Regions from separate parts of the Homo sapiens genome. Here regions 1 and 3 are each linked to region 2. Evidence: read pairs that join two places in POLR2A ChIA-PET (ENCODE). Cell type or tissue: PC-9. All regions are shown on one strand.

Region 1 (8,000 bases), 69 kb after region 2:
GCCCAGCACCTCCACCCTTCAACCCTCTCAGAATACAACTCTCAGCTGGGAAGAAGGAAGGGGCCCCTGCTGCCTGAGCTGCTCCTTCTCCAGAAAAGGGAAAAACCCTGGGCCTCCCAGCCACCTCCCTGGCTTGAGGCCCGACCTTCCCCAGGGCTGCCCCGCCTCCGCACCCAGCATCTTCCCTAAAAGGGGCCAGCTCCCTGGGCTCCAGAGCCTGGGGGAGGAGAGGTTTTGGGAAACAGCAGGGAGGGGACTCCAGACTCCTCCGGCCGGGCCTGCCCTGCACTTGGGTGGCGCTGCCACCTTCCTCCATCAGGGGGTTGGGAGAGGCCAGAGACCAGGAGCAGGGCCCAGCCAGGGACCATCCTCCCCAGCTCTGCCTCCCCTGGCCAGCCTGACCCACTCCTCACCTCAGGCCAAAGTGGGGCCCTGGCCTGGCCACTGCCATGGTGTGGCTTGGTCTCTGGACCCCTCTGAGATCCCAGGAGCTCAGTCCTGCACCCTTGCCCCACCCCCACCCAGGCTGTACCTCTCCCGGAACCCCGGATGCACCTTCGACCTTGAGGGCGTCCCAGGCGTGGCCCACGGCCTCCCAGGGTGATGGGATGTCCAGGAAGACGGCGTCGGCCACGTGGCTCACGCCAAAGCCACTGCGGCACACGTCCTGGGTGCGCACAGTCACCCAGCGGCCCACACGGTGCTCCTGGAACTCCTCCCGGGCCTTCTCTGCCCGCTGCTGGTGGAACTCCACCGTGTGCAGGTGACCCGTGGGTGCAATGGTGCGGATGATGGCGTGGGACACAGAGCCACTGCCGGTGCCTGGCAGGACAAGAAGGGATGGGCAAGGCATCAGTTGGGACTGCTCGGGACCCACAGCCTCCCAGGAAACAACCCCCACCTCACCCTGGAGACCCACACAGGGCTTGGGAGGACCCCAAGCTACAGGTGGGCGTCATTCCAGGGCTGTATGGTCCTGGCTGCCTAAAGCCCCAGGCTAGCCCTGGGTTGGGCACCCTGTCTAGGGGTGAGCTGGGGTTGACAGGCTGTGTATGCCGTGCTGTCTGTTGTGGGCACAGGCGAGGCCAGTGGCAACCCTGCCCTATCCTGCCTAGCGCAGGTATAGGGAATGAGAGCAGCCCAGCTGCCTGGAGCCTCCGGGGAAATCTGTGCAAGGGGGACAGGGAGGCCATCCCATCACTCAGCCCTGTCTTATTCCATGCATGGCCCATCACTTCCTCAATCCCCGTCAACAGTGGCCCACCCTGCCGGTCCTCATGCCCACCTCTCCCCAGAAGCTCCTTGGTCCCCTTGAGACAGCCCACCCCCACCAAGCCTGCCCAAACCTGCCCCCACCACACAGGGGCTGGGGCTCTGCCCTGGCCTGGTTGGACTCAGGACGCAGGGCCTGGCCACCAGCCACACGGCCCCAGTCCTCCCCAGCGCACCTGCCCCCAGCTTCCCTCCCCAGCTTCCCTCAAGATGGCCCCTCTGCTTGACTTCCTGTCTTATGGAGAGGGTCAAGGCTTGCATCCCTCCTCCCACTCCAGCTTCAGGGGCCATCTACCTGATGCCACTCCCATCCCCAGGCCCCTCCACTGGAGACTCCTGCTAGAGCAGCCACTGCACACTTGCCACCCATGCCTGGAACCCAAATAGCGCTGAGCATCGCAAGTGCTTGGGCCAGACCCATGGAGGTGCCTCCACTCCCTCTATCCCGTCCCACGTCCTGCCACCTCCCACATTCCTTTCAGGGGCCAGCCCCTCTCCCCACCTGTCCAGCCCCTCCCCTGGGTGCCCCCAGCCTGCTGCCTCGCCCCTCTGCAAAGCCTGGCCATGCCCCCTTCCCACTAAGGGGCAAGTCAGACTTGTTAGCCTCCGGGGTGGAGCTCGCTTCCCCTCCAACCTCACTCCCAGCCCCTCTGCCTCCCCCACTGAGCCTGACTCGGCAGCATGCTCCAACTGCAGGGCCTCGGCACGGCTCCTCCTTGGTGCAGAGCTGTCCCTTGGCTCTTCGTAGGTCCCTCCTCATCATTTTCAACTCAAATGTCCCCTCCTCAGAGAGGTCTTCCCTGCCTGGCCTAGCTGGAGAGTCCCCACTCTGGGTACCCCTCAGACACGCAGCCCTGTCTCACAGGCTTCACAGCAACCAGCGGCACTGAGATGCTCACCTAGGCTGTGTCCCCCTCCTCGAGGGCAGGAACCTGGTCTCTCTAGTTCACGGTTCCTAGGAGGGGACCTGGCATATCTGAGGAGGCCAGGAGAAGGTGCTGCTTGATTGAGCTCTCTCGCGAGAGTGGGGCAGGGGCGGAGAGGCCAGCACCCACCACAGGATGCACAGGAGCAGCAGCTGATGGAGTTGGCTAAGTCCTGCTCTCCACCCCTCCCACCCAGACACCCCAGGGAGGGACATGGTGACCTGCAGCCCTCAGAAAGCCAGCATGGCAGTGCTAGGCACTCTTCGTGAACCTGGACCCTAGCTCTCCTGCCCGGGAGGAACACGCCACCAACAACCTAGATGCATCAGCGCCTGGGGCCAATCTTGGCTTCAATCGCCACACTGGGCGGCCCCAGCACCTGTATATGTGCAGGGGTTCCCACAGCCCAGGCCCTGGACTCAACAATGGTGCTCACATTCATTGGTAGCAGGTGAGGATCTGATCATGGATGAGGATGGGGAAGGCTCCCCACCTACAGTGAGCTCCTCGGGGTAGCCCTGGCCTCTTTCCAGAAGGGGCAACTCTCTCTGCTTCACCATCAGCACGGAGGACTAGAGGTTGACGGTCAGTACCTAGGACAGCGCCAAGCATCAAGCTGGCCACGCCCCACCAAGGCAAGCAGGACCCTCACTAGAGCACCAGTCCTCCCCAGCTCCTCCTGGTCCATTTCCCACCACCTCTCACTCCAGTTACAGCACCAGCCTCCTAACGGGCTTCTCTGCCTCCACCTTCACTCCCTGCTGTCAGCATCCCGGAAAGATGTGAAAATAGAAACTGAGGAGCCACATGTGTCTGTAGGAAGGGCAGGCTGGAGGCTCTGACCTCCACCTTTGTGTCAATTTCTGCGTTAAACTGAGGCAGCCTGAGGAACTCACCAGACTCACAGACCACAGAGCCGGGCCGAAGCTCCAACATCATGGTGATGAGGGCGATGTCTGTGGAGTAGAGGATCTGCGTGCGGTGCGGCAGGTTCAGCGTCCAGAGCTCGGGCGTGGGGTGCAGCACATACACCCAGCCACCTCGGCCGCACGTCACCTTGGAGCCGAAGGGGCGGCCGATAAGGTCAACTGAGTGCCGCAGGACACCATGCCGGGTCTGGGTCTGTGCCCCACGCTGCACACGCACCGCCACCATTGCACCATGGCCCAGTGACAGGATGGCCGTGTCACCCTCCTTGATCAGCTCCTCGTATGCCACGAAGCTCATGGTGCTAATGTCTGGCAAGGGCCAAGGACCTGGGGAGGGGTGTGTGTAGGCATGAGCAAGTCAGGAGGCAGGATGAGGGCCTAGGGTCTAGGTAGAAGGCTTCGAGGCCTACATCCCAGCAGTGGGCATGGGCGGGGTGTGGCTAGCTCAGCCTCAGTCTCTGCCACTGCCTGACAGGGAGCCCAATAGCGCTGCACTCTGGCCTGGCCTCTGAAGCCTTTCTTGGTCTAGGACAAGAGACAGGGACTATGAGCCTAAATCAGAGATGAAAAGACTGAGGCTTGGCAATGGCGGAGTTCGGTCCCAAGGATTCCCGGAGTGAGGACCCGACCCTCCCATCACCCTTCTCCAGGAGCTTGACTCCCATTCCCAAGATGTGAGATGAGGAAGCGCCTTTGCGAGGTGTCCACCGGCGGGGGAGAGGCAAATGGTCAATGAGGTCACCTCCAAGCCAGGCTTGATTCCTCACCCCAGTCTCCCCCACGGGGGCTAGGTGGCAGGGTATGACAGAGGATTCAGGGCTCCCCAGTAAGGGGCTGGGGACGCGGAGCTGGCCGTCCACGCAAACACCGCCCAGCCGATGCAGAGGCAACAAGGGGCCAGGCCGGGCCGGCGGGGGCCGCCCATGCGAGGCTGGAGGGACAGGCCCTGCGCGCCGTGCCCGGCCCGGGTCACCCTCACCCGCGCCCTGCCACCCTGTACCCCGCGGAGTCTCACCTGCGACGCTCCTGCTGCCGGGGCTCCACACGTGCCTCCGCGACGCGCGGCGGCGGCGGCCACAACACTTCCGGCTCCGCGCCCGCTGATGACGTCGCGCCCCGCCTCCGCCTCCCCCTCCCCCCCTCCGCGCACGGGATCCTGGGAGCGCCAGGCTGCCCTTCCCGCCCCTCCCAGAGGACGTTTCCTGGGCGACTTCTTCCCTCATGTGAGCTGCTCTGTTTACATTTGCTGGTCGCTGGAAGATCGAAAGACTGGACAAAATCCATATGGCGGCCGGCCGGCGCGGTGGCTCTCGCCTGTGATCCCGCGCTTTGGGAGGCCGAGGCGGGAGGTTCTTCTGAGCTGAAGAGTTCGAGACCAGCCCGGGAAACGTAGTGAGACCCCCACCATCTCTACAAATAATAACAAACAAACAAAAGGTCCCCCCGCCCCGCCGGCCGCGGGTTGCCGTCGCACCCAGGCACATTTGAAGGGCGGCAGGAGCCAAGGCCTGGCTGTCACTGCTGTCCCGGACCCCTTTGACGGCCCCTGGGGGTTCACCAGAGGGCTGGCCCGTGGCTCACTGCCCAGTCCTCTATGAGGACACTTCGCCATAGACATTTTGTTATTGCAGACTGCTCTGGGAACACCCCTGACTGGGCCCTAAAATGAATTCCAGAAAAGGAATCGCAGGTCAAGGGGCGGTTCTAAAAGGCTTGGGCTAGGGTCAGCCAGAGCTCTGTGCAGCAGATGGGGGCCTGGAAAAGTCTGCAGAAGTGGCCTTCCGCCCAGGCCCTGCCTCCCCCGACGGGGGCACGTTGTCCTGAGTGCAGAGCTGCTTCTAGGAGGGAGTAGGGGTCCTGTGTCCCCTCCTGCGAACCAAGGCATAATGAGAACTGGATGACTTGGGCCCACTTTTGGGTCTGGTGAGCAGCCTGGGCAGGAGACTGGAGGAGGTGCTGCTGGAGGATGGGCAGAACAGGGAAGCGGGAGTGGCGTTCTGTCTCAGCAACACCATTCCCAGCTGGCTCCTCTGTGGAGTGTGTGTGCAGGGGAGCGGGGGCAGGGGACACGGATTTTCTTCCTCCAGCTCTTAGCTCTCAGGACCAGAGCTTGGAGAGGAACAGAGACCCCCCTACCCAGCCTAGGGTTTAGCCTGCGCCCGAACCCAAGCCAGTTAGCAATGACCCTAGGGCACCCTCCCCAGTCACTCAGCCACTCCAGCCTGGTAAGATGAGGTGGCCAGGCTCCTGCAGAGCGAGCTCCCCTCTGGAGCCCTGGCAGCCTGTAGAGCACTCTCAACTCTCTCGCCTCTGGGGCAGGCCAGGCCAGGCTGTTTGTGGCCCTTGCATTGGCTTCTCAGGGTCCATCATGGAAACCTAGGGGTCCAACCTCAGCCCCTCTGTGTCCCTGCCCTAGCTGCGGCTGAGAGCCCCCAGGAGTAAGCTGGTGAGAGGCCTTCCATGGCCTCCCACTCTCTGTGGGCTCCTGTCCCTGTGGGGCCACCACGCTGGCCACCAGCTGCCTCTACTTCTGCCTTACAGCCTCCCTGCCTTCTGCTCTCAACGTTGAAACAGCCCCCTCCACAGCTCCCGAACCTGTGTTCCAGCGGATGCTTCTCTCCCTTGATGATGCACCCGCCTGAGTCACCCCCTAATTTCTCCCCTGGGGGATTCTGACTTTCCACTTCTCTTGGGTTTCTCTTCCCCAGCCTCTCAGCTGTGGTTGGTGTGGAGTCAGGGCCGGGTGCCTATAAGGGCCTAAGGTAGGACTTGGTGACTCGGCGGTGGTTTCCCTTGGTTCCGACTTCCCTCTTGCCTCTCTGTCTATTACTGGCTGGTCAACTCCTCCAGTGCCCCTTCCTCCAGGCAGCCTCCTCAGCCCTGCCCACCTGCTCCATCTGAGCCTGCCCCAGTCCCCAGCCTGAGTCCTCAAGCAGAACCAATCCCCCCTACCTCAGCTGATGATTCCCTGTGCAGAGTTTGTATTGGGGCTCCCCTAACAAGAGCTGATGCTGTATATGCCCAGCTGTGCCATCTCATTGACTTCTCCCCAGGATCCTAGGAGGGAGGGAACACTTTACAGATGGGGAAACTGAAACTCAGAGATGTTAAATAACTTGCCTGAAGTCACAGCCAGTGAGGTCAAAGTGGGATTAGGATTTAAAGCCAATAAACCCCCAAAGCTCAGCACTGAGGAGGCTGAAGAGGGAGGACTGCTTGAGGCCAGGAGTTGGAGTTCTGCCTGGACAACATAGCAAGACCCTATCTCTTAATTAAGAATTAAAGCCAGTAAACCGGCTTCAGAGAACCAATGGCTGATTTGAAGAAAGGTGGGAACAGGCAGGAAGGATGCCCACTGGGGAGGCTGCTGTGCCCAAATCCCTGGCAGGGACCACGTGACTGCAGTCCCTCCCCTCTAAGCAGCACAGCCTCCTACCCCACTGTGCTCTGTGATCCCCAGTCAGCCCCTGTCCCTCTCCTGACCTCAGCCCGCTTCCTCTTCGGGCTCTGCAGAACTCAGGGGCAGGGCACTGGGAGGAAGCAATGCTGCCTCTGGCTGCACTCTGCAGAGGAGCAGACTACAAGGATAGAGTCCAGTGCCCTGCCTGGAGTCTGCCCTGTGCCTGACCTGCTGAGCCGGGTCATGTTCTGTGGATAAAAGACCTGGGCCTCCTTTGAAGCCCCCTCCAGGCCCAGTGGTTCACGTGTAACCAGGTGTGATTTCTGAGGAACCTGGACCAAACACTGGCCTGGTAACGTCATGCAGCCTCCTGCCTGGATGCTGCCAAAGCAGCCCCTGTGGGCCCCAGGGAGAGCAGGGGCTGTGGACAGGGGAGGTCAGCTGGAGGGGAGGCTGGCACCTTCCAAGCCCCTCTCCTTGTGCACCTGCTCTGGGGGACACTAAGGCTCCCAATCAGCCCCTGCCTGGGGGGTCTCACCCTGACATTTAGGTCTGAAGGCCTTGAGGGCCACCTCCCCACTGTTATCTGCTGCTGCTGTCCCCGTCACAGCTGCCTGGCCCCCGTACACTGTCATTTTGCCCCAGGCAGGCTCGCACAGGGCCGGCGCTCTGGGAGGGTGGAAGGATTGCTGGGCCCATGACTGGACACCTCTGTCACCCAACTTCTGATCTATCTGCACGTTGAGACCAGCCTGGCCAACACAGCAAGATCCCTGTCTCAACAGAATAAAAACAAAAATAAAATGATCTTCTGTCTGCACACTGGGGACAAAAACACCCACCTCAGAAAGCTGAGGGTTACCAGCGGCGCCAGGCCGGAGCCGCCCCAGTGCCAGGCTCACTGCTTGCCATAGGCAGCCCTGCCCTCTGGATCTCATATCTGCAGTTCTGACCTTGCCTGTGGAGGGAAAGTGTAGGGGAAAGAAAGAGATCAGACTGCTACTGTGTCTATGTAGAAAGAAGTGGACATAAGAAACTCCATTTTGTTCTGTACTAAGAAAAATTCTTCTGCCTTGAGATGCTGTTAATCTGTAACCCTAGCCCCAACCCTGTGCTCGCAGAAACATGTGCTGTGTTGACTCAAGGTTTAATGGGTTTAGGGCTGTGCAGGACGTGCTGTGTTAAAATGTGTTTGCAGGCAGTGTGCTTGGTGAAAGCCATCGCCATTCTCCAGTCTTGAGTACCCAGGGACACGATGCACTGCGGAAGGCCGCAGGGACCTCTGCCCAAGAAAGCCTGGGTGTTGTCCAAGGTTTCCCCCGACTGAGACAGCCTGAGATATGGCCTCGTGACAAGGGAAAAACCTGACCATCCCCCAGCCCAACACCCGTAAAGGGTCTGTGCTGAGGAGGATTAGTGAAAGAGGAAGGCCTCTTTGCAGTTGAGATAGGAGGAAAGCATCTATCTCCTGCT
Region 2 (8,000 bases):
AGACAAGGTTTCACCATGTTGGCCAGGCTGGTCTTGAACTGCTGACCTCAGGTGATGCACCCACCTCGGCCTCCCAAAGTGCTGGGATTACAGGCATGAGCCACCATGCCCGGCCACTTTTATTTATTTTGTGAGACAGGGTCTTACTCTGTTTCCCAGGCTGGAGTGCAGTGACATGATTTTGGCTCACTGCAGCCTCAATCTCCCTGGGCTCAACTGATTCTCCCACCTCAACCTCCCAAGTAGCTGGGACTACAGGCACATGCCATCATGCCAGGCAATTGTTTTTCTTTTTTGAGATGGAGTTTCGCTCTTGTTGCCCAGGCTGGAGTGCAGTGGTACAATCTCGCTCACTGCAACCTCCCCCTCCTGGGTTCAAGCAGTTCTCCTGCCTCAGCCTCCCTAGTAGCGGGTCTACAGGTGTGCACCACCACGCCCGGCTAATTTTTGTATTATTAGTAGAGATGGGGTTTTGTCATGTTGGCCAGGCTGGTCTCGAACTCCTGACCTCAGGTGATCTGCCCGCCTCGGCCTCCCAAAGTGCTGGGATTACATGGGTGAGCCACTGCACCTGGCCAGAATATTTTCATTGCCCTAAAAAGTCTCTGTGCTCTGCCTGTTCATCCCGCTCCCTCCTAACCCCTGGCAACCACTCATTTTTTTACTGTCTTCATAGTTTTGCCTTTTCCACAATGTTATACAGTTGGAATTGTACAGTATGTAGCCTTTTCAGATTGGCTAAATGCATATTTCACTTAGTAATATGCATTTAAGATTCCCCTGGCCGGGTGTGGTGGCTCACGCCTGTAATCCCAGCACTTTGGGAGGCTGAGGCGGGCGGATCCTGAGGTCAGGGGTTTTAGACCAGCCTGGCCAGCATGGTGAAACCATGTCTCTACTAAAAATACAAAAAATTAGCAGGGCATGGTGGCATGCGCCTGTAGACTCAGCTACTCAGGAGGCTGAGGCAGGAGAATTGCTTGAACCCGGGAGCCAGAGGTTGCAGTGAGCCGAGATGGCACCACTGCATCCAACCTGGGCAACAGAGTGAGACCCTGTTTCAAAAAAAATTACTCCATGTCTTGTTTCCTTTTAGTATTGAATAATATTCCATTATCTGGATGTACCACCAACTGAAGGCTGTCTTGATAGCTTCTAAATGTTGGCAATTATGAATTAGGCTGCAATAAACATCCGGGTACAGGGTTTTGTGTGGATATAAGTTTTCAGTTTGGCTGGGCACAGTGGCTCACGCCTGTAACCCCAGCACTTTGGGAGGCGGAGATGTGCAGATCACGAGGTCAGGAGATTGAGACCATCCTGGCTAACACGGTGAAACCCCGTCTCTACTAAAAATACAAAAAAATTAGCCGGGCGCGGTGGCGGGCGCCTGTAGTCCCAGCTACTCAGGAGGCTGAGGCAGGAGAATGGTGTGAACCCGGGAGGTGGAGCTTGCAGTGAGCCGAGATTCCACCACTGCACTCCAGCCTGGGCGACAGAGCTAGACTCCGTCTCAAGAAAATAATAATAATAAGTTTTCAATTCATTTGCATAAATACCTAGGAGCATGATTGCTAGAATGCATGATAAGAGTATGTTTAATTTTGTAAGAAACTGCCAAACTCTTCTACAGTGGCTGTGCCATTTTGCGTTCCCACCAGCAATGAACGAGCGTTCCTGTTGCTCCATCCTCACCTGCATTTGGTGTTGTTTGGAGAGCAAAGATCACCTGGTGGTGATCATCAGGAAGGCCATCCAGAAACAAAACTTCTTATCTGAGGAATTCAAAAGTAATTAGGCTTCCCTATTATCTAAAGCAGGGATCTGGTCCTAGGTTTCTTTCCCAAAAATTTCTTTTTAAATTTTTTTTTAAATTTTTTTGAGTCAGGCTGGAGTGCAATGGCACAATCTCGACTCACTGCAACCTCCATCTCCCGGGTTCAAGTGATTGTCCTGCCTCAGCCTCCTGAGTAGCTGGGATTACAGGCACTCACCACCATGCCCAGCTAATTTTTTGTATTTTTAGTAGAGATAGGGTTTCATCATGTTGGCCAGGCTGGTCTCGAATTCCTGACCTCAGGTGATCCACCTGCCTAGGCCTCCCAAAGTGCTGGGATTATAGGCATGAGCCACTGTGCCCGGCCCTTTCCCCAAAATATCTAAGTAACTACAATTTCTGTAGCTCTCCAGAATGCATGCATGTCAGAACTCACTGTGCAACCCTTGCTGACATTAAGGCACCAAATGTCTACAAATGTAATTATTTATCATGACCTACATCGCTAATATGGTTCAAATTACCCTTAAGCTCCCACCTTAAGGTCCATAAATGCCCCTAAGGAAAAATCCACCGAAGCTCACTCGGTCCTCTGTTACTGAGGCACCTTGATGCCCTCTTCTTCAGTGTTCTTTCTTTCCAATAAAACGTTCCTTTTTCTTTTCTTTTTTTTTTTTTTTTTTTTTTTTTTTTGAGACAGATTCTTGCTGTCACCCAGGCTGGAGTGCAGTGGTGTGATCTCCATTTACTGCAACCTCCACCTACTGGGTTCAAGCGATTCTCCTGCCTCAGCCCCCCGAGTAGCTGGGATTACAGGTGCCCACCACCACGCCTAGCTAATTTTTGTATTTTTAATAGAGACAAAGTTTTGCCACGTTGGCCAGGCTGGTCTGGAACTCCTGATCTCAAGTGATCCGCCTGCCTCGGACTCCCATAATGTTGGAATTACATACGGGCCTGAACCACCACATCAGGCCAAACGTTCCTTTTTCAAACCTATACTGTCGCCAGTAAATTTTTCTTACCAACCCTCGAGTGGACCACTTTCTGATGCTGGAGCTTTGACACCTCACCCAGCAGTCAATGTTTTGTATGTCAGCAGCCATTCTAACAGGTGTGTAGTGGCATCAGTTTTTTGTTTGTTTGTTTGTTTTTTTTTTTGAGACAGGATATCGCTCTGTCGCCCAGACTGGAGTGCAATGGTGAGATCTCAGCTCACTGCAACCTCTGCCTCCTGGTTTCAAGTGATTCTCATGCCTCAGCCTCCCCAGGAGCTGGGACCACAGGTGTCCACTACCATGTCTGGCTAATTTTTTGTTTGTTTGTTTTTGCTTTGAGATGGAGTCTCGCTCAGCCGCCCAGGCTGGAGTGGAGTGGCGTGATCTCAGCTCATGGAAACCACCATCTCGGGGTTCAAGAGATTCTCCCGTCCCAGCCTCCCAAGTAGCTGGGATTATGGGCACGAGCCACCACACCCAGTTAATTTTTTTGTTTTTTGAAACGGAGTTTCACTCGTCGCCCAGGCTGGAGTGCAACGGCACGATCTCGGCTCACCGCAACCTCCGCCTCCCGGGTTTCAGTGATTCTCCTGCCTCAGCCTCCCGAGTAGCTGGGATTACAGGCGCCTGCCATCATGCCCAGCTAATTTTTTGTATTATTGGTAGAGACGGGGTTTCACCATGTTGGCCAGGATGGTCTCGAAGTCCTGACCTCAGGTGATCCACCTGCCTCGACCTCCCGAAGTGCTGGGATTACAGGCGTGAGCCACTGCACCCGGCCATTTTTGTGTAGTTTTAGTAGAGAAGGGGTTTCACCATGTTGGCCAGGATTGTCTGGAACTCCTGACCTCAAGTATCTGCTTGCCTCGGCCTCCCAAAGTGCTGGGATTACAGGCATGAACCACTGCCCCTGCCTGAGTTCTTTACAATGGCACATTCATTTTCAAGTGACAAGGCTCATTCGCTAAGAATCCCCGAGGGACAGGCCTCTTGCACTGTGCCAGCATCCCAAGCCCCCCAGGTGCTTACTGGGATGACCTCTCCTTCTCACTGTGTGATGATTATCTCATTACAGACTCCTGGCACCCACACTCCCTTCCCAGAGGGTATCTCAGGCTGTTCGAAATCAACTGGGGATGCCTCTGATGGTCAGGCCCAGAGATGGGCTCATGGCCTCTGCCAGCCTGGCTTGGTTTCAGGTGGACCCCAGGACTCAGAGCCAACTGGATGTTGATTGAAATGTACTCGGATCACACCACCCCCTTTACTACCCCCACCCCAAGAACTGAGACCTCAGAGGCCACTCTAGGCATGTGCTATTTGAGGTAATCTGGGTCAGTCAGGCTTCTGGGGTGCAGGTAAAGAAACTTGAATCAAATTTCAAGCAAATACCTCAAAGTTGGAGGGTGATCTGAGGCCCCAGGCATGGCTGGATCCAGGCACTCCACCCTTCCTGTCTGGAATCTTCCTCTTTCCATTTCTCAGCACTGCTCTGCAGAGTTGACTTCATCCTTGGGCAGGATCACTACCAGACTCACACCCTTGACTTCAGAACCCCCTGGGAAGAAAGTGCTGGGTCTTTTTTCCTCATTGCTCTGGGAAGGCCTGGGCTAGCTTTGGCCAGCGATGCTGGCTAGTGTGCCCAGCTCTGTAGAGGAGGTGGCTTTGGCCTTTCTAGAGCCACATGGGCACAGAATGGGGAGGCCTGGGCCCCAGAAATGCCAGGCAAGCACAAGTCTATCCTCACTACACTCCTCTTCTCATGAGCCTCTGCATTCATTCATGGAGCAAGTGCTCTGAGTGGGAGGCTCCTGGATACCCGAGATGAGTATGACTCACCCCCGCCAGGCAGATGCTGGTGTGTGTGGAGAGGCTGACACATTACCAATGACAGGACGGCCGAGTGGGTTCTGTAAATCTAGAATTTTTCTTTTCTTTTCTTTTTTTTTTTTCTTGAGATGGACTTTTGCTCTTGTTGCGCAGGCTAGAGTGCAATGGCGTGATCTTGGCTCACCGCAACCTCCGCCTCTCGGGTTCAAACAATTCTCCTACCTCAGCCTCTGAGTAGCTGGGATTACAAGAATGCACCGCCACGCCCGGCTAATTTTTTGTATTTTTAGTAGAGATGGGGTTTCTCCATGTTGGTCAGGCTAGTCTCGAACTCCCGCCCTCAGGTGATCCAACCACCTTGGCCTCCCAAAGGGCTGGGATAACGGGCGTGAGCCACTGCATCCAGACTCTTTTTTTTTTTTTTTTGAGATGGAGTCTTGCTCGTCGCCAGGCTGGAGTGCAGTGGCTCGATCAAGGTTCACTGCAAACTCCGCCTCCCGGATTCAAGCGATTCTTCTGCCTCAGCCTCCCGAGTAGCTGTGACTACAAATGTGTGCCACCACACCCAGCTAATTTTTGTATTTTTAGTAGAGACAGGGTTTCACCATGTTGGCCAGGATGGTCTTGATCTCTTGACCTCGTGATCTGCCTGCAGTGGCCTCCCAAAGTATTGGGATTACAGGCATAAGCCACTGTGCCAGGCTTTTTTGTTTTTTTTTTTTTTTTTGAGACAGAGTCTCTCTCTGTTTCCCAGGCTGGAGTGCAGTGGCGCAATCTCAGATCACTACCACCTCTGGCTCCCAGGTTCAAATGATTCTCCTGCCTCAGCCACCCAAGTAGCTGGGATTACAGGTACCCACCACCACACCTGGCTAATTTTTGTATTTTTCGTAGAGATGGGGTTTCACCATGTTGGCCAGGCTGGTCTCCAACTCCTGACCTCAGGTGATCCACCTGCCTCAGACTCCTAAAAGTGCTGGGATTACAGGCGTGAGCCACCTTGCCTGGCCAGAGTTCTGTAAATCACTGAGGCTTGTCCAGAGCACTGAGGGGCACAGAGCAGGAGCACCTGTCCAGCCAGGGGAGACTGCGGTTTCATAGGGGAGCCGTGTCTTTGTGCAGTGGGGAGTGGTTGTGAGGGCATTCTAGGCTACACCTGAGGCTCCAGATAGATGAGGCCAGGTACGGAGTATGACAGGTGACTTGAAGGGCTCCTGTAATTGTATGTACATCCCTACTTGAAATTTCATGTCTTGGCCGGGAGCAGTGGCTCATGCCTGTAATCCCAGCATTTTGAGAGGATGAGGTGGGAAGATCGCTTAAGCCCAGGAATTCGAGACCAGCCTGGCCAACATAGTGAAACCGTCTCTACAAAAGTATAAAAATTAGCTTGGTGTGGTGGCCAGTGCCTGTACTCCCAGTTACTCAGGAGGCTGAGGCAGGAGGATCGCTTGAACCTGGGAGGCAGAGGTTGCAGTGAGCGGAGAGTGCGCCACTGTACTCCAGCTTGGGGGACAGAGTGAGACCCTGTCTCAAAAAAAAAGAAATTTCATGTCTTAAAACTTGGCTATTAATTTCACAGTGCTTTCATTGTGACATAGCAAGAAATCATTTTTATTAATGAGCACTCAGATGTAATTGCTGGACCTTGTGAGTAGAGAGCCTTCTGCAATTGAAAGTTAAGAATAGGCTGGGCACGGTGGCTCAAGCCTGTAATCCCAGCACTTTGGGAGGCCGAGGCAGGCGGATCATGAGGTCAGGAGTTTGAGACCAGCCTGGCCCATATGGTGAAACACTGTCTCTACTAAAAACACAAAAATTAGCTGGTGGTGGTAGCGCGCACCTGTAGTCCCAGCTACTCGGGAGGCTGAGGTAGAAGAATCGCTTGAACCCAGCAGGTGGAGGTTGCAGTGAGCCAAGATCGCGCCACTGCACTCCAGCCTGGGGACAGAGCGAGACTCGGTCTCAAAAAAAAAAAAAAGAATATAATTGAAATCTATGATTAACTGGGAATGTAAACATGAGTCAGATCAGCTGATTCTGTAAAACATTCTGGTGGGGTCTACATTATGTGGCTGGCTTTTTTCTCTTACTTTAAATCTTGCTAGTCTTTGCAGGGGGAGCAACAATGAACTACCAACATCGGGGCCCTTGTGCCCAGCAGAGCAGGTGCTCAGTATTTCTCGGCTGAATAAACATTGACAGATTTTAACCATTCCCCACATCTCCTCCCTTCAAACGCTTGCAGCCTATAGATGAGGGAGCAACCAGAACAGCTGGTCGGCAGGTGGGACCAGCTGGAGGGGTGCGGCCCACATCCACCAGGAGGCAGGGGTGGCTCAGCCTCACGCTCAGCCATCCACGACAAAAGCTGATCCACTGCAGAGCATGCATCACAGAGGAAAATACTCTGGAAAGGAATGAAGGCGCTGTAGCACACCGTTCAGAAGGGATCTATGTTAAAAGGCAAAAAAATAATGCAAGCATGGGGGAGCCTGAGAGGGAATCTAATAAGACTCTGGGAAGGCGAACCCAGTGGGCCACGGGGAGGAAAATGCCAGCAGCACCCAGACCCCAAACTCTACTGGCTGCCTCCCAATAAGGGGGCTTTCAGAACAGGAACCTCCAGCCTCACCTTCAGGAAAATTAATTATGGATTTAGAAAGGAAGCCTATTCCTTTGTCATCTACTCCTTCCTATGCTGCTCCGATTTCCTAACCAGACACACTGTTACAATTTTAACTTTAAAAATCTCAGCAGAATAGAGCTATTTTTGTTTCTGTTTTTTGTTTGTTTGTTTGATTGTGTTTTGAGACGGAGGCTCACTCTGACGCCCAGGCAGGAGTGCAGTGGTGCGATCTCGGCTCACTGCAACCTCTGCCTCCTGGGGTCAAGCGATTCTCCTACCTCAGTCTCCTGAGTAGATGGGGTTACAGGCATGCGCCACCATGGCCCAGCTAATTTTTGTATTTTTAGTAGAGACGGGGTTTCACCACACTGGCCAGGCTGGTCTCAAACTCCTGACCTCGTGCGGGGGTCACGCCAAAGTGCTGGGATTACAGGCGTGAGCCACCGCACCCGGCCTTGTTGCTGTTTTTCTTAAAAAAAAAAAAAAAAAAAGTGCTGGTAGCAAAAATAAAAATAAAAAAAATCAGCAAACAGAAAACTGTCATACAATCTGCCAGGAGTTGCGTGGTTTCTCCATTAATCAGAAGTCTAAAATACTCCTTGCAAATGTACAGAACAAAGGGCCTTCTGTGGCTCACTCCTCTGCTGGGGGCGGAAGGCTCAGCGTGTGCCTGAGGCACAAAGGCTTGGAAGCAGCCACTTCCCCGTGCTGGAAGCAGACTAAAGGGCTTGTCAGAAAACAGCTCTCAAGCTTTGTCCTCTTAGGC
Region 3 (8,000 bases), 200 kb after region 2:
ACCATGCCACTTCACTCCAGGCCTGGGCTACAGGGCAAGACTCCGTCCCAACCCCCGACACCCCCCTAACCCCCCAAAAAAGAAAAAGCTTAATTAGTGAGGCATGGTGGCTCATGCCTGTAATCCCAACACTCTGGGAGGTTGAGGCAGGAGGACTGCTTGAACACAGGAGTTCAAGACCAGCCTGGGCAACACGGTGAGAACCCTGTCTCTACAAAAAAATTTTTTAAACATTAGCCGGGTGTGGCAGTGCATGCCTGTAGTCTCAGCTACTCGAGAGGCTGAGGTGGGAGAACTGCCTGACCCCAGGAGGTTGAGGCTATAGTGAGCCATGATTGAGCCACTGCACTCCAGCTCGGGTGACAGGGCAAGGCCCTGTCTTGAAAATAAAATAGGTTGGGCACGGTGGCTCATGCCTGTAATCCCAGCACTTTGGGAGGCCAAGGCAGGTGGATCACGAGGTCAGGAGTTCGAGACCAGCCTGACCAACATGGTGAAACCCCGTCTCTACAAAAATACAAAAATACAAAAAAAAAAAAAAATTAGCGTGGTGTGGTGGTGTGCGCCTGTAATCCCAGCTATGTATTACAAATTTATATTATGTGGTTAGAACTTGACATGTAATACATGTAATACATAGTAGCTATATATTACAGGCGCTATGGCTCACGCCTGTAATCCCAGCACTTTGGGAGGCCGAGACGGGCGGATCACAAGGTCAGGAGATCGAGACCATCCTGGCTAACACGGTGAAACCCTGTCTCTACAAAAAATTAGCTGGGTGTGGTGGCGGGCACCTGTACTGCCAGCTACTCGGGAGGCTGAGGCAGGAGAATGGTGTGAACCCGGGAGGCAGAGTTTGCAGTGAGCTGAGATCATGCCACTGCACTCCAGCCTGGGTGACAGAGCGAGACTCCATCTTAAAAAAAAGAAATAAGGCCTATATCTATATTCTTTTCTTTCTCTTACATGGAAATAAACAGAGCAACTGTCATAACAGAAATAAGCATAACTGGTATTTACCTCTCTGCCTGTAAGGATATGTCTTGCCAATTTTACTTTTGCAAAATTCCCCTTGCCGATTGTTTTCAACAGTCTGTAGTTTCCGATGTGAGGTTGTTCATCTGCACAGGAGGCTATAGAGTTTCTACACCGAGCTCCTGAGCGGCTGGTACGAGAGGTAACTTCTTGACGCCCATCTCCATGTGACGTGTGCTGCAATACAGCATACACAAAGATAAGGAAATGAGAGAACACAGAGTACTTGCCAAGTTCTAAGAGCTTCTAATTGAAGAAAAAACATTCCTACTTTAATTTTAATCTTAAAGTATCTAGCACTTCAAAGGAATTTAACCACATAATATAAATTTGAGGAAAATAAAAATTCTGAGACGAAAAATACGAAGTGTTGAAGTTCAATTGAGTGTTCAGGAAGAAATTAGATATTTTGCATACGTGGCTGTCATATAAAATAGGAGTAAAAGGGCTACCTTCTGGTTATACAGTGCTTAACTTTTCCATATGTTAGTAAGTGCACCTGCACACCTGAGCCTCACTACAGCCCGTGCAGCAGGGGAAAAGCTAATGTCACCATTCACTAGATAAGGATACAGCCACATAACTGTTCAGGGGGAAATCCATAGAGAATCTGGATTCCCGATTTCCTTCTATACTACACTGCTAACAGTAATTCAAAACAATGTGCTTTACAGAAACAGCTAGACTGTGTGGCCCTTAATAGACGACCCTTGTTGTATAGATGAATAAAGTACTCAATATGCTTACTTAATAAAGTACTCAATATGTCTCTACCCTATGAAATATTCAGGCCCAAGAATTACACTTCTGTGTACACACTGTGTACATGGCTGTATGCGCAGGCATCCTGCTACTACTGCTCCCTTGGCCCCCACACACACTCAAAGGATTAGATGTCCCAATCCTTTCCCCATTGTGGCTGTTAACTCCTGCCCAAGGGAGGCTTCTCATTCCACATGCACTCACAGCCACTTTCCACCCCCTTTACACGTTTCTCTTTTCCAACTTTCTGTCCAGGAAAATGTCCTGTCTTTCTCTATATACCTATAAATCAAAACAAGCCTGATTTAACTAATAAACTGCTTTGTAATTTACTCAAATCAAAGGAAATGAAACTCAGGTGTTTTAAAGTGAAAGTAAGCTTTAAAACTTGCGCCATCTACCTCTGAATTTCTCAAAAGATGTCCTTTTCAGAATTTCCTCATTAGTCTCCATCTACTTCTTCATTATTTCTCTAATATTTTCACATTCACATACCAGGTTAGGGGATAGGCTCTTGTCTGTTTTACTCAGTTATCACATAATATGGCATCTCAACAACAATTTCTGTTTTTATTGCAAATGTCTATTTTAGATTAAACAGGCTTTTTATGACCTCACTGCAAATCTAGGCAACTTGTAAACATTGTTCCTCTAACAAAAATGATTCTGATTTCCATATTAGAACTTTGGGAAAATAGACCATTTATAAATATGGAGTTGATAAAAGACTAAAATGATAATAAAGCTTTGACACTAAGGCTTTAATACAAAAACAGGTAGATTTTGTTGTGCACAAGATGCATGCTGTTGTAATGCAAATTATTACATCAACTGCAGTCTAGTTTTAAAAGAAGCTGGGTGATCATGTTTATGTTTATTTCTACATGATTTTAATTACACTAGAATTTAAGTTTCATGAAAACAGTAACAGGAATTTATTATTCCTTATATCTTAGAACAGCAGTTGGTACAAAACTGCTACTCAATAAATATTAGAATGGCTGAATAAATGATATAAATGCTAACCACTATAGTGTTCAGAAGGTTAAAAATAAGGGAAATTTCTCTTTTTTATCTTCTGAATTTCTTCATTCATTCATTGAATATTTACTGAGTTACACACACACACACACACACACACACACACACACACACACACACACAACCAGGCACTATTTAAGGTGTGGTAAAAAGCAGCGCATAAAGCAGTCCATATCCCCATGAGGTATGTATCAAGTGGTTTTACTATCTGTGCAATGAAAACATATTCACTGAATTTATACTACTGGCCAAAATTTTTGTTAAAAAAGCTTTTTGCAATGTAAACATGTATTTTCAAATTTACATGTTTCATAAATTCAACCTTCATGTGTGAAAGCTGATCATACTAATTGGGTCATCCTATTCGTACTCAACTAAATCAGAGCTGAGGGGCAGGGATGGGGTGGGGGGCCAGGGGAGGGGGAGGGATGTAACATTGCTCCAAGATTATAATTCTCTGTAAGCCTGGCTGCTGAAACTGCCTATTGTAACCTGAAACCAGTTTATCTAATGGCTACTGAAACAACTTGTTGCTGACTCTAAGACCAGTATTACCCACCACTGTCACTCACCAATCAGGGCTTGCCACCTCCCCAAAACTTTACTAGTGCCAATGACCTGTCTTTCAAAATATGTAACACTTCTCTTTATAAAACCTCCATCCTTTACTTTGTTCTTCATACATACTGAAGACCACCCTGTGGTCTGTGTGCCCCAAATTGCAATTCTTGCGTCCCAAATAACATATTTTAACTTCAGAGATTCATCTCTACGTTTTATTTGACTTCAATATGTGTTTTCTATAATGAGGCAGTCAAATTGATGAAATAATAATTTTCATGCAAACCAACTGCCTTCTATTTAATGTAAAATAGAAATCTTAGAAAAATCCTTTTTTTTTTTGAGATGGAGTCTCACTCTGTCAGCTGGAGTGCAGTGGCGCAATCTCAGCTCACTGCAACCTCCGCCTCCCAGGTTGAAGCAATTCTCCTGCCTCAGCCTCATGAGTAGCTGGGACTCAGGTGCGCGCCACCATACCCGGCTAATTTTTGTATTTTTAGTAGAGACAGGGTTTCACTATGTTGGCCAGGCTAGTCTCGAACTCCTGACCTTAAGTGATCTACCCACCTCAGCCTCCCAAAGTGCTGGGATTACAGGCATGAGCCACCGCGCTCGGCCAGGAAAATCTTAAGATTCACAGGCATCCAATGTTCCTATCTTTGCTTACTCACCAGTGTGCTTATAATAAAATACTAACTCCTTAGCGCTTCTTCCACTAGCATGTAACCTTCACAAGGACAGGCTTTTTGTGTTTTGTTCATTATCAGATATTCCCCAAACCTGAAACAGTGCCTAACACATGGTAGACATGCAATACATTTTTGCTGAATGTTAAACGAATTCAAGGCCCGCTCATCTCTTCTTCCTCTCCCACGACATCAGCCAGTAGACTCTAGCTTTGAGTCTAGCTCTGACTCAGTCAGTGTTGTTCCCTTAGTTTGAATGTCCTTTCTTCTCTTCAAATCTAAGAAAAACCTGCTCATTCTACTGAGTTTGTATCATCTGTCACCATCTTCATGAACCCTTCTAAGGCTCTCCCTGCATCTCATCAGAATTTCTTACTTCTCCTTACTGGGATCCTAGAGTACTTTGCTTGTATCTAACTCTATTATGCTACTTTTTTTTGTAGACAATACTATATCCATCATACTGGCTTTTTTACATCTGAGTTCCTGGAGGACTGCACTCCCTTCCCTTGAGGTTAGGCATAGACAGCCATGTGACTAAGCTGAACACATCCTGTGAGTGAAAATGAATGCCATTCCCATGCTGAAGCATTTAGTTGCCTGTGCTTAACTCTCCAGCCCTGTGTTTTGCTCTCCTGACCCTAAGCACTGCCCTAAAACGGACGGCCACAAGACCAAACTGGCCTGGACATGGAGATCAGTTTCCACGGAGCCAATGAGCCCTCAAGCAGACTTGGTGTGAGCAGAAGTTTTTTATTGTGTTAAATCATGAGGATGTTGGTGGTATGTATTACCACAGCATAACACAGCCTAACCTAAAACACGCTCATGCAAATCAACAATCATAATAGAAAGCAGAAAGAAACTTGTATTTCCTCATACAGCAGACTGAAAGATCTGATGCTTGTTAGGGTTAAACTCAATATATTTAATTCGATGTTTCTTGACGAAGTCCTTAAATTAAAAAATTTAAGAATTAACTTTTTAAAAGTTCCCTTAAAACAGAAGCAAATTAAATTGTCTTTTGCTTCCATTTGCCCTTCATTTTATTTTCCCAAGAATCCATCACCGACCCTAAGAAAAAGTTCCCTATTCCTATGCCACAGCACTCAGTACCAACATTAAACATTTAAACAAATAATTATGAGTTCTTGTACTGTTAATCAATTATTTCATACACGTATTTTTTTCTTCCTAAGGAGCCAATAAACAACCTGCATACACACACACACACACACACACACACACACACACACACAAAATGTTATATAATTCTTTGATAACTTTTTTTTTTTTTTTTTTTTGAGACAGGGTCTCGTTCTGTTGCCCAGGCTGGAGTACAGTAGTGTGATCGATCATACCTCACTGCAGCCTCGAACTCCTGGACTCAAGGGATCATCCCACCTCAGCCTCCTTAGTAGCTGGTACTACAGGTGCGTACACCACACATGGCTGATGTTTTAATTTTTTGTAGAGATAGGATCTCACTATGTTGCCCAGGCTGATCTCAAACTCTGGCCTCAAGCAATCCTCCTGTCTTATTCTCCCAAAGTGCTGATATTACAGGTGTAAGCCACCATACCTGGACTACTTTATAATATTTCATGGCAGACTATGCACATAATGGGTACTCAAAAGCTGCTGAGTTTAATTCTTATGGATTAAATGAGTCCTGATTCTTCTCCCTCCTGTGGAACTAAGCTGGTACCACTTCATCCACCATGAAAACTAGAATATGTAACTGCTACTGAAAAATGCTGAATACAGCCAAAGACATGAGATTTCCTTCTTCAAGAAGTTGAACACGTGTTTAGGGAGACCACATTGGCCAAATACTTGTTTTCCCAAACTTCTCTGCAGCTAGAGATAGCCATCTGGCTTAGTTCTGGCCAGTTCTCATTAGTTAAAGTCTACTAGGTGGCAATGTAGTAGGGGGTAGGGGTTGGTAATGCCTTTGTTTATCATAAAAGGGGAGGCCGGGCACTGTGGCTCACACCTGTAATCCCAGCACTTTGGGAGGCCAAGGCTAGCAGATCACCTGAGGTCAGGAGTTTGAGACCTGCCTGGCCAACATGGTGAAACCCCATCTCTACTAAAAGTACAAAAATTAGCCAGGCATGGTGGCACATGCCTGTAATCCCAGCTACTCAGAAGACTGAGGCATGAGAATCGCTTGAACAAGGGAGGCGACAGTTGCAGTGAGCTGAGATTCCGCCACTGCACTCCAGCCTGAGTGACAGAAACTTCATCTCAAAAAAAAAAAAGGAGGGTGGGGGGGTAAGGACAGAGTTGCCAGTACAGTTCCTTCCTCCTTCCTTGAATGCAACCATGTAGCTGTAACTGTAAAACATTATCCTGTAGCTACAGGGTCTCAAACATGACAGAAAAGACAAAACTACCTTAAAATACCACCAACTCCAATATTACTGAACTGCTGATCCAAAGCTAGACGCTGCATACCTCCAAATTCCTTTCTTTTTTTTTTTTTTCTTTTTTTTTTTTTGAGATGGAGTCTCACTCTGTTGCCCCAGGCTGGAGTGCAGTGGCGCCATCTCGATTCACTGCAAGCTCCGCCTCCCGGGTTCACGCCATTCTCTGGCCTCAGCCTCCCGAGTAGCTGGGACTACAGGTACCCGCCACCGTGCCCGGCTAATTTTTTTCGTATTTTTAGTAGAGACGAGGTTTCACCGTGGTCTCGATCTCCTGACCTCGTGATCCACCCGCCTTGGCCTCCCAAAGTGCTGGGATTACAGGTGTGAGCCACCGCACCCTACCCCAAATTTCTTTTTGGAGAAAAACAAACCCCCTATTTGTTTAGGGCACTGTGTTAGGTCTTTGTGACGTTCAGCCAAAGCACTACTGACATAGGGGCCATATCAACTCAAAGCAATAAGAAAAATGGGAATGTGCTCCATTTTGTTTTACATATTAGTTCTTAATTTTGCCCACATATAAAAGAAGCATGAATTGTAAATCACTGTATAATCAGAAGACAAATTAAAACATTTCTTAGACACATTTAAAAAATCTTTTAAAAAAATCCTTGCCGGCAGGAAGTCCGTAAAAAATTTTTTTAACATCAATATGGTTCCAGAATAGTTTTGCCCTTGTATCTACCAGGCAGAGAACCAACCTGAAATCTGAGAGGCCTACTTACGTACCTCCCACATGAGAAGAATCAGGTTTACAAGTTTAAAACAGCAACAACTTTACACTATGTTTCAAATCTTCCTGAACAGAACTTGATCCCTTCTGTAAAACAAAAGAAGTGTGCCCTTACATGCATTCTATTCCTTAAATCACAAGCCACTTACTTAACACATAGGTATGGTTTCCAAATGTTAAAAAACAAAAACAAAAACAAACTACAAAGCCAAGTTGTGACAATAAATGGCTGTCCTCCAAGTATTTTGTACTTTAGAAATATTCACAAAGTCACGTTTCACTTTTGAAAGCAGCTAGGCAATTATTTCATTCAACATAGAAAAAGGATTTGATAAGATTGAACAATTTATAATTTAAAAACTCTTGGCCAGGCATGGTGACTCATGCTTGTAATCCCAGCACCTTCAGAGGCTGAGGCAAGAGGCTTGCTTAAACCCGGAAGTTTGAGACCCGCCTGGGCAAACATAGCAAGACCCTGTCTCTACCAAAAAGCCCCCACAAAATTCCTATAGCAAACTAGGATTAGAATGGGATGTCTGTCCTTGATTTGATAAAAATCACCAACCCCCGCAAAAAACAAGAATGCACCCAAAGCCAAGGAATGTATAAAGAGATTCTAAAAATCAGAGAGAAATACAAGTTAAAACCACAATGTAGTATCACCTTAGGCCTGTTAGATAGGGAAAAGGCAGAAAGCTCTGAAATGTTGGCAGAGAAACGGGAATACAAAAACTGTGGTGCACTATT

The links. Peaks named below come from ENCODE experiments on the same cell type or tissue, not always from the same donor. Only the 100,000 strongest peaks of a DNase experiment are listed, where the experiment ranks them.
Region 1: POLR2A ChIA-PET joins it to region 2 with 6 read pairs; 3 of 35 experiments call an interaction of 5 or more read pairs at or near these places.
Region 3: POLR2A ChIA-PET joins it to region 2 with 6 read pairs; 1 of 35 experiments calls an interaction of 5 or more read pairs at or near these places.

The regions. Positions count from the first base shown.
Region 1 is chr14:103,525,404-103,533,403 of GRCh38, reverse strand. TRMT61A (tRNA methyltransferase 61A) reads right to left here and starts at 4,208. Exons shown (of 4, transcript NM_152307.3): 1 at 4,143-4,208; 2 at 3,095-3,454; 3 at 556-822. The coding sequence starts at 3,425. RefSeq lists an enhancer at 37-536 and silencers at 4,052-4,221, 4,232-4,281. In PC-9, no CTCF peak of the experiment used is centred here; DNase peaks (open chromatin) are centred at 4,343 and 5,066; H3K4me3 peaks cover 3,011 bases; H3K27ac peaks cover 1,094 bases.
Region 2 is chr14:103,594,448-103,602,447 of GRCh38, reverse strand. No RefSeq gene overlaps it. Among named protein-coding and RNA genes, the nearest start is that of KLC1, 31 kb to the left of the region's middle. In PC-9, no CTCF peak of the experiment used is centred here; DNase peaks (open chromatin) are centred at 4,617 and 7,897; H3K4me3 peaks cover 404 bases; H3K27ac peaks cover 1,186 bases.
Region 3 is chr14:103,398,291-103,406,290 of GRCh38, reverse strand. MARK3 (microtubule affinity regulating kinase 3) reads right to left here. Exons shown (of 18, transcript NM_001128918.3): 2 at 1,024-1,215. Among named protein-coding and RNA genes, the nearest start is that of MARK3, 17 kb to the right of the region's middle. RefSeq lists silencers at 3,281-3,380, 4,902-5,021 and an enhancer at 5,742-6,541. In PC-9, no CTCF peak of the experiment used is centred here; DNase peaks (open chromatin) are centred at 3,400, 7,340, 7,650 and 7,950; H3K4me3 peaks cover 1,138 bases; H3K27ac peaks cover 6,170 bases.